Regions from separate parts of the Homo sapiens genome. Here region 1 is linked to region 2. Evidence: chromatin loops called from intact Hi-C (ENCODE). Cell type or tissue: HCT116. All regions are shown on one strand. Links, peaks and the distances in the headings refer to the core of each region. The heading gives the core; the rest is flanking DNA.

Region 1 (4,398 bases), core at 176-4,175, 68 kb after region 2:
AATGAAAAATGTAAAATTACTACAAGCGTGTGTGCTGGGATCTTTCAACACCCACTCCTCAGCTTAAATCACTTGCCATTTTAATATCCAATTTCATAAATACAATATTTCCAAAATGTTTGGCCCTTCAGAACAAGGCAGGAGTGAATACATGATAACATCTAGCCATAACTTGCACTCAACAAGAAAAAAAAAAATGGCAATATCCATGGATTGTACAACTCCAACTGTGTTTAAATGCCAGCCAGTCATTTCTTCATCAGGAGCAGTGACAAAATCACAAATTCCATTGCTGCTCTGTCTTCAGAATTGGGTCCAACAAATCAGAAATAACAACCTCCACTAGTTTGTGTGGTCTGGCAAAAGATTAAGCCAAAAAAATTAAATATTTTCCCAATCAGCAAATGTTCCTATGAATGGATTGGCCAACAACCCCAAGTGCATTTCTTTGAATTATATCTTACATGCAATCCCATTTTTTCCAGTGATCCATTAGTTAACCAGAAATACTGTACATATTTTAATGGGTTAGGGGACCTTAAGGGAATTGATGCATCTCAAATGAATGCCTCAGGGGACTCTGGTTTATTACATAGAAGATAATTCTTTCCTGAAAAGGAGCAAGCTTCATTTGAAATTAAGATTTGGAGATCATAAATGGAATCAATTGAGCCAAGAAGTCTTTTGTAATGTATGGCCCATGGGAGACAAATAAGCCTTTGCAGCAGGTTATTCGAGTGGTGAGAGGAAAGGCTAGAGAGCGACACAAACCTCTTCTCCTACCTGCCTCTCATCAGAGCCTGTAAACACAACATTTTTTGAAGGAGACTTAAAGGATTTTCCTGGTCAATGTGCTGCACTAAGAAGTTCTTTCTTCAAAGGGGCAGAGAGGGAGAGAGAGACTGAGAGACAGAGAGAGAATGAATGTTGGTTGTGTTCCAGAATATCTTGACGCAGTTAACCACAAAATAAGTTATTAGCTTATTGTAAGTGCAGCCAGTTTTAAAGTAATGGAGTAATCCACTGTGGATTGCAGCAAGGAAGTGGAACAAAGGGTGTGAAATGAACAGATGGATTTGATTTTAAACAAATTAGGCCCATGACAAGGGATGTAACAAGTCATTTTTTAGTTTTCCATGCTATGGGTTAACTTTGCTTGTGACCTTTCCAGCCTGTGAGCTCATTATTCCTTTACCAGGAACTCAGACCTTTCTGGGAGAACAGCTTTCATGCTCTGCAATTGTAAACTACTGTCTCTTGCTTCTACTAAACTGATCAAACGAGGCACTACAGAGACTGCCAAGACAGAATGCATGATTACTTAATCTTCAAACTATTTGTTCTCTTAATCTCGTACTCATTCTTGGCCACGTTGATAAATACAAGAACAAATGTTCCGGAGGTGTCACACCTGTAACCCTGGGTTCTGAGAGCACTTGACAATCCCCTACTGGCATATCCATTCATGTGGCTGATACCTACTCCAGGCAGACTTGTGACATGGGCCATCTGTGTCCTTTCCACTCTTTCTTTAATCCCCCGTGTGCCTCCCTGTCCCAACTTCATGTGTTCAGTCACAGAAAACCACTGGAGATAGCCCTTCTGCAGTGAGGCACAGCCCTCCGCCAAGCCTGAACTCCCTCACAGGATCCACTGCCTCAAAACGTCTTACTGTCTTCTCACTGCCTCAGTAAAACCCTCTCTCCTTACTGCCAATGCCATCTAGAGCTTTGGACAGAATTGATAGGTGTATAGAAATTCACACTAAGGGGTGAATGATTGGCCCCTTGACCTAAATTACAAATCTCTTGACTCTTCCCTCTCCACAGAACCACTAGGGTGAACGGTCTAAAATGATGATTCCCTGTGACCCACAGAAAATGTGAAAGTTCCCAACTTTACTCCTCCTGGATCCTCACCCTATTCAACCCAGCTCTGCCCAGACATCAACCCTGCTTCTCTCTCTTCTTGTCCCAGAACCCAGACTGACATGATTACCTTTCTTCTAAATCTTCTTAATCTAGAACACACTTGCTCAGTCACAACTATTTAGCAAAATCTGAGGCCAAAATCTTAGTTCAAGCATTACCTCCTCTAGAAACTTCCCTGACTCACACCCACTCAAGCAAAGGTCGTGGCTTACTTTTGGTGTCAAAACCTTACCTAGTTCATGACAGCGACTCTCAGCAACATTCACTTGATTTCTGCAAATTCAGCCCTACCCAAATTGTTCCCTTAATTACCTCTAAAATGTGACTGACATGACACTTTTGTACGAACAAAAAAACAAGGTAATTCAGTGTGTGCGTAAATGCTATGCAATGAGAGTGTGTGGTAGAGAGACACCAACACAAAGAGGAGGCTTGCGATTTGTTCCTGTTCCCGGAATGAGGGATCCTGAAGCCATATCCTTCAGTCTTGTCCCCCAGTTAGATGCCAGGAGAAAGGCCTAAAGGGACTGAGGTGGGGGAGATGCTACAAGGATCCAGAGATTACATCAACCCTGACAGCCACTGGATGGACTGGCGAAGACTGCCTGCCGTTTACTTCTTGCAGATTTGCCCTCCAGATCCCTCTCCTCCCTACAGAGAAGGCTTTGTCAGCCTAGCTCTGAGTTTGTGGTCATGCAGAATCCAGAAAATGTGTGGCAGGAAGAGTATGAGACAGGCAACAGGAATGTGGAATGATAACTGCTTGCGGGATTGGTTCTCAGTTTCTTATTTCTGTGAAGAGAAGTAGCAGGGCAGAAAGAGCAAAACAAGAAGGTGAATGGGTCACAGGGAGTGAGGAGGGGGAGGGAAACTGAAAAGGTACAGGAGTCGGGTCTAAGAGATTCTTTAAGTTTAGCATGGGAGAGGTTTTGAGGCCCTTCAGGGGAGAAAAAAACTGAGCAACAGAGAAAGGGGTTGTTGGGAAGTGTTGCTGTGGATTTCACAAAAACATAAAAGTTGACTTCATTCAAAATGGTGGTTGGCCCTGGGGTGTGGGTATTGACTGACTGAGAAGGGGCACAAAGGAGCCCTCTGTGGTTCTGGAAATGTTCTCTATCTTGATCTGGGAGGTGTAGGCGTGCCAGATAAAATACAGGATGCCCAGTTAAATATTTGGGACACATTAATACAAAAAATTATTTGTTGTTTATCTGACATCAAATGTACCTGGCTGTCTTGCATTTTTGTTTGTTAAATCTGGCAACCTGAGGGTGGTGGTTACATGGTATAGAACAGGTAACCACCTGGGGGTGATTTTGCCCCTGCAGACATGATATAAAATCAACTGGGGGTGATTTTGCCCCTGCAGACATTTGGCAATGTCTGAAGATATTTTTGGCTGTCACAACTGGGTGGGTATGCCGCTGGTACCCAGAGGGTGGAGGCCAGGGAGGCTGCTAAACATCCTGTATTGCACAGGACAGTCCCCCACAACAAAGAATTATCCAGCCCACACAGCAATAGTGTATACCTATGTAAAAACCCAGCAAGAAGACACTTGCTCGAAGCACCCTTGCTCTTTTTACTGTATGTATATTATAATAAATAAACTTATGACAGAAATAATTCTAAACCAACAAAACTATTTACAGTATCAGAGACCTTAAAATGGGTTAAAAAAATGAATTAGATAATGGGATAATGAATCTAAATAACATCAGAAAAAAAATGGACCTCATTTTTAACATTTGTTCATTGGAATGCACTTTAATAAATTTGAGTCCTTGAGGAGACTGAGCAATATGCACTTGATGTGGTTTGGCTCCGTGTCCCCACCCACATCTCATCTTGAATTATACTCCCATAATTCCCACGTGTTGTGGGAGGGACCCGGTGGGAGGTAATTGAATCATGGGGGCAGTTTCTCCCTTACTGTTCTCATGGTAGTGAGTAGGTCTCACGAGATCTGATGGTTTTATCAGGGGTTTCCACTTTTGCGTCTTCCTCATTCTCTCTTTGCCTGCTGCCATCCATGTAAGAGAGGACTTGCCCCTCCTTGTATTCCGCCGTGACTGTAAGGCTTCCCCAGCCACGTGGAACTGTGAGTCCCACTAAACCTCTTTCTTTTGTAAATTGCCCAGTCTCAGGTATGTCTTTATCAGCAGCATGAAAATGGACTAATACACGGCTCCAGGATTTTTCGAGTTGCCTATTTTTTCAGTATTTACATAAGACCTCATGGTTCCCTGTGGTTCCCCAGCAAACTCATAGAGATACCATGAGATATTTTAAATTCTCAAGAGAAACACAGAGGTACTTAACAACTGCCAGACACTGTACAAACTGCTAGCCTCAACTAGTTCAGTTTTAACATGAGGTCACAAAATTCAATATGAAACAGAAAGTGAGGGTTGGTGGTGCTTCCATAATTTGAGAAGCCGTAGTGTTCTCAACTAGCGTACACAAT
Region 2 (4,398 bases), core at 199-4,198:
TATAGGCAGAAGAAAGAGACAACTGCAAAAGAGGAAATGTGTGGTTAGCAGAAGCAGAAAACTGGAGCAACATATGACTGAGAGATATGGACACTCCTCAAGAATCCTCAGATATGGATGGAAAGGGTGGTGAGAAGCTTATAGGTAGAAGCTCAAGCCAGTTCATTTGACAATTAAAAGAAAATGTAAATACATAATGAAGGATGCCTCCCCAAGGCTGGAAGTTGGAAATAACCAAGAAATGAACACCTGGAGGGCAGTTAGAGGGTGACGTAGACCACCATGTTCTGTAATCCCATGCTGTTAATTTTGAAAAAGACCCAAGAGATCATCCAGAATGGCAGTTTTAAATCTCGTCCACAAAGCTCTGGGTTTCTCATACGTGACTCAAGGGCTTCCAGACAGCCCCTCGGTTTGGGTCTGTCTTATTCCCTTCACACTGTCATAACAAAACACCATAGATTGGGTGGCTTATAAACAACAGACACTTATTTCTCATAGTTCTGGAGGTTGGGAAGTCAAAGATCAAGGCACCAATAGATTTGCTGTTGGGTGAGGGCCCACTTTCTGGTTCATAGATGGCACCTTCTTGCTGTGTCTTGACATGATAGCAAGGGATCTCTCTGAGCCCTCTTTTATAAGGCAACAATCCCATGCATGACATGCTCTCATGACCTAATCACCTCCCAAAGGCCCCACCTCCTACTACCACATTGGTAATTAGGTTTTAACACAGGAATTTTGGGTAAACACAAACATTCAGACCATATCGGGCACCTAATCCAATCCTCGCTTCATCCAGAAGAGTTGAATCTATATTACATCTTAAGATTCCACATCAGATGTTATTTTTAAAAAATATTTTTGCTGCTACAAAGAAGAAAGAAGCAATGATATCATCTAATCTCCTCACAATACAGAAAGGCAAAGTTGAAGAATGCTAAGTAAGTTGCAACAATCACACAGCAGAGTTGATAATAAAAGCCCGTTCTGATTTTCACTCTGCTCATTCCTCCTTCTCAGCTTCGAGACTGACAAAGGTACCAACAGAAAACAGATGTACACTCACAGTTAGATTGGCTCCTGCAGTATTACGGGTTCTCATCAAACAGAAGTCACCATTGTCCAGATATCAGGAGTCTTCTCACTGCCATAACCAGGTAGTAGAAAAAGGCTTATAGGCCAGAGGAAACTCCTGCCCTCTTTCTGCCTGCTGCAAATATCTATTCTAATACAGGTTCAAGGCTCTGAAGAAAGCTTGAGGCTGACAGAAAAGTCCCCAACATTTTCTTAATCTATCCTCCTGACAAGGGCTCCAAGGATGTCTTGTTTCCGCTGCAGGAGACGGTCTGAACTGCCTTCCCTTACATTCCCGCAATTTGTATCTAACAGAGTCAACCACCATCTCTCTACCAAATTTGTACCTCCTAAGCCAAAAATTAAATTTTAGGAAAGTTCCAGGCATAATGGAAAGAAGACTGGATTGAGAACCAAAAGACCTGGGTCAACAGGACAGTTCTGCCAATTCGCTGTGTGACCGGAAGTTAAGTTGATTAACTGTGGGTTTCAGTTTCTTCATCTGTAAAATGGTTACAATAATACTTACCTCACAGTGTTATTGTATGAGGAGCAAATGAAGTAAGCCACTTAAAACAACTAACCCAGGACATGTGAGTCATTCCATAAACATTGGTTGATTTTTTTTTTTTCACATTTTAGTTCAACCTCACAAAGAAGTACTACAGTACTTGCTTGGCAGTCTATCATTGGTACTCAGCTAAAGCGAGGAGACTGGCAGCAGCCAAAAGGGCTGTGAAGAGGGATTTCTTGTCTGTGACTGAATTCTGGATGTGTTTCCTAAGATGCTGATGTGTCCACACTAAAAGGCAAAGATGTTTGCCAGTGTCCCTCCAGAATATACAATCTGAAGAAAAAAGGCAGAGTTGTTATGTGGTCAGAGTTGACTGTCCGCCCAGACCACTCTTCCTCTGCTGGTCTCTTGTGGTCCAGGGAAAATGTTGGCATCACAGAAAATATGTCATTCTGTTGGTTAAAGCTTGGAGAGTGAGTCAGCCATATAGTGCCTCATGAAGCAGGTGAATCCAACCACCTCTAAAGGAAATTAAGCTCTCTTCCTTCCCACAAGATATTTTAGAACAGTAGACCATCAATTTCACATGGCAGCAGCAAATCCATACTCTCACCTTCCCCTTTTGCCAGGAACCATTATAGGGCTCTTCCTCAACTGCATATGCCCAATCAGGCCACTTACCTAATTCACATAACTGATGCAATCCCTAGCAATGAAAAAACTGCCCCATCTCCCTTGTGATGCATGCCCAGTTGTCCAGTTGTCTAGTTTATAGCTATTCTATAACCTTACACACAGTCCTCTATCCTGTCCTCAGCTGACAGCCATCCTTTCTCATCACAAACTCTACTCTGAATAAACCAAAGGTTTGATTTTCATATTTTGGGTTTTTTTTTTTATTACTGTTTCATCCAACTTGAAACCATAAAAGCAAACTTAATGTATAAGAACAAGCTCAGGGAAAAAGAAATTTGCACATAAGTTGAAACACACTTATTATATCAATCAGCAACTGTCACAATAATGCTGAGTAACTAGCCAACCTAGAACTCAGTGACTACACCATAAGGCTCTGTGATATGGTTTGGATCTGTGTCCCCATCCAAATCTCATGTTCAATTGTAATCCCCAATGTTAGAGGTGGGGCCTGGTGTGAGGCAATTAGATCAGTTTCTAATAGTTTAGCACCATCCTCCTAGTGCTGTTCTCATTATAGAGTTCTCATAAGATCTGGTTGCTTAAAAGTGTACAGGCTGGGCCCGGTGGCTCATGCCTGTAATCCCAGCACTTTGAGAGGCCGAGGCGGGTGAATCACAAGGTCAGGAGATCCAGACCATCCTAGCGAACACGGTGAAACCCCGTCTCTACTAAAAATACAAAAAATTAGCTGGGTGTGGTGGCACACGCCTGTAGTCCCAGCTACTTGGGAGGCTGAGGCAGGAGAATCGCTTGAACCCGGGAAGCGGAGGTTGTAGTGAGCTGAGATTGCACCACTGCACTCCAGCCTGGGCAACATAGCAAGGCTCCATCTCAAAAAAAAAAAAAAAGTATGTAGCACCTCCCACCTCTCTCTCTCTTCTGCCCTGGCCATGTGAAGATGTGCCTGCCTCCCCTTCATCTTCTGCCATGATTGTAAGTTTCCTGAGGACTCCCCAGCCATGCCTCCTGTACAGCCTATGGAACCATGACCCAATAAAACCTCTTTTCTTTATAAATTACCCAGTCTCAGGTATTTCTTTATAGCAGTGTGAGAAAAGACTAATACACTCTTCCTTAGGCTGCAAGTCAGCTGAAATAACTCTATTCCACAGTGGTCATTCTGGGCCCTTTGCTAGAGAGACAGCTGCTGGTATCAAGAGAAGAAGTTGAAGGCTTCCAGAAGTTCATGTGGACACATGCAAAGCATCTTAAGGCCTGGAATCAGAACTCACACACTGTCACTTCCTATGTATTCCATTAACCAAAGCAAATCACAATGCCAAGTCCACATTAGTAGAGTGGGGAAATATACTCCTCTCATGGAGGTAGTGGGGATAAAGAAAGTAAATATTTGCCAAACAATGATCTAATCTACAACACCTATGTACACATCAGCTAGTTACTCCTTACACACTAAACATTTCCCTGCAACTCAATATTTATGTCTTTCTTGCCAGATATTGCCAGAGTTAGAAGTTAGATAATACAATACCTCTATGGATAGGGAAGTTGTCTCTATAACAAAACTTTCATGAGGTCTACCCATCATTGCCTACTCAGCATTAGGTAAGAGAAATGAGATAATAAACAGATATTAGAGCATTAGGTAAGAGATAAGCCTTTCTTCTGGTTGTATGCAGCAGTTACTAGAAATAGATGCATGTATAATGGATGTGTAATTCAAACATACACACATACACAAACCACAGACATTTTTGCAAATTTGGCAGTGCCATGGGGAACCTCCAGCTTGTGGTTTGGCCTTTCATGTGGAGTTTCACTTGAGTATTTGCTTTGGAATTTGATAAACACAGCTATTCACAGGGCTATCATCACATGGTATATTTGCTACCACAGAAACACAGAACGTCTTCTAAAGGAACAGCCCCTATTTATCCTGTAAGCTGAATTCCTGCCATTTCCCAAAGATCCCACAAAATGACTCCACGTGTTCCTACTTCATGGTAATTTGGAATAGGGGGTAATGCATTTGTTTTCCACAAATCCTCTTTTGCCTCCTTCCTCTGGCAGAATTACCTTCATCATGCTTTATTTTAAAACATAAAAAAAAAATCAAGAAGTAGGGAAAATAGTCTCATTTTAACAAT

What was found. Hi-C counts contacts between places; a loop is a spot of excess contacts. Peaks named below come from ENCODE experiments on the same cell type or tissue, not always from the same donor. Only the 100,000 strongest peaks of a DNase experiment are listed, where the experiment ranks them.
Region 1: a loop joins it to region 2, with 3 times the contacts of the local background. A loop is called at or near these places in 2 of 110 quality-filtered maps.

Annotation. Positions count from the first base shown.
Region 1 is chr9:81,557,279-81,561,676 of GRCh38, forward strand. No RefSeq gene overlaps it. Among named protein-coding and RNA genes, the nearest start is that of TLE1, 130 kb to the right of the region's middle. In HCT116, for the core only: no CTCF peak of the experiment used is centred there; a DNase peak (open chromatin) is centred at 2,633; H3K4me3 peaks cover 804 bases; H3K27ac peaks cover 1,406 bases.
Region 2 is chr9:81,489,248-81,493,645 of GRCh38, forward strand. No RefSeq gene overlaps it. Among named protein-coding and RNA genes, the nearest start is that of TLE1, 200 kb to the right of the region's middle. In HCT116, for the core only: no CTCF peak of the experiment used is centred there; DNase peaks (open chromatin) are centred at 2,104 and 2,244.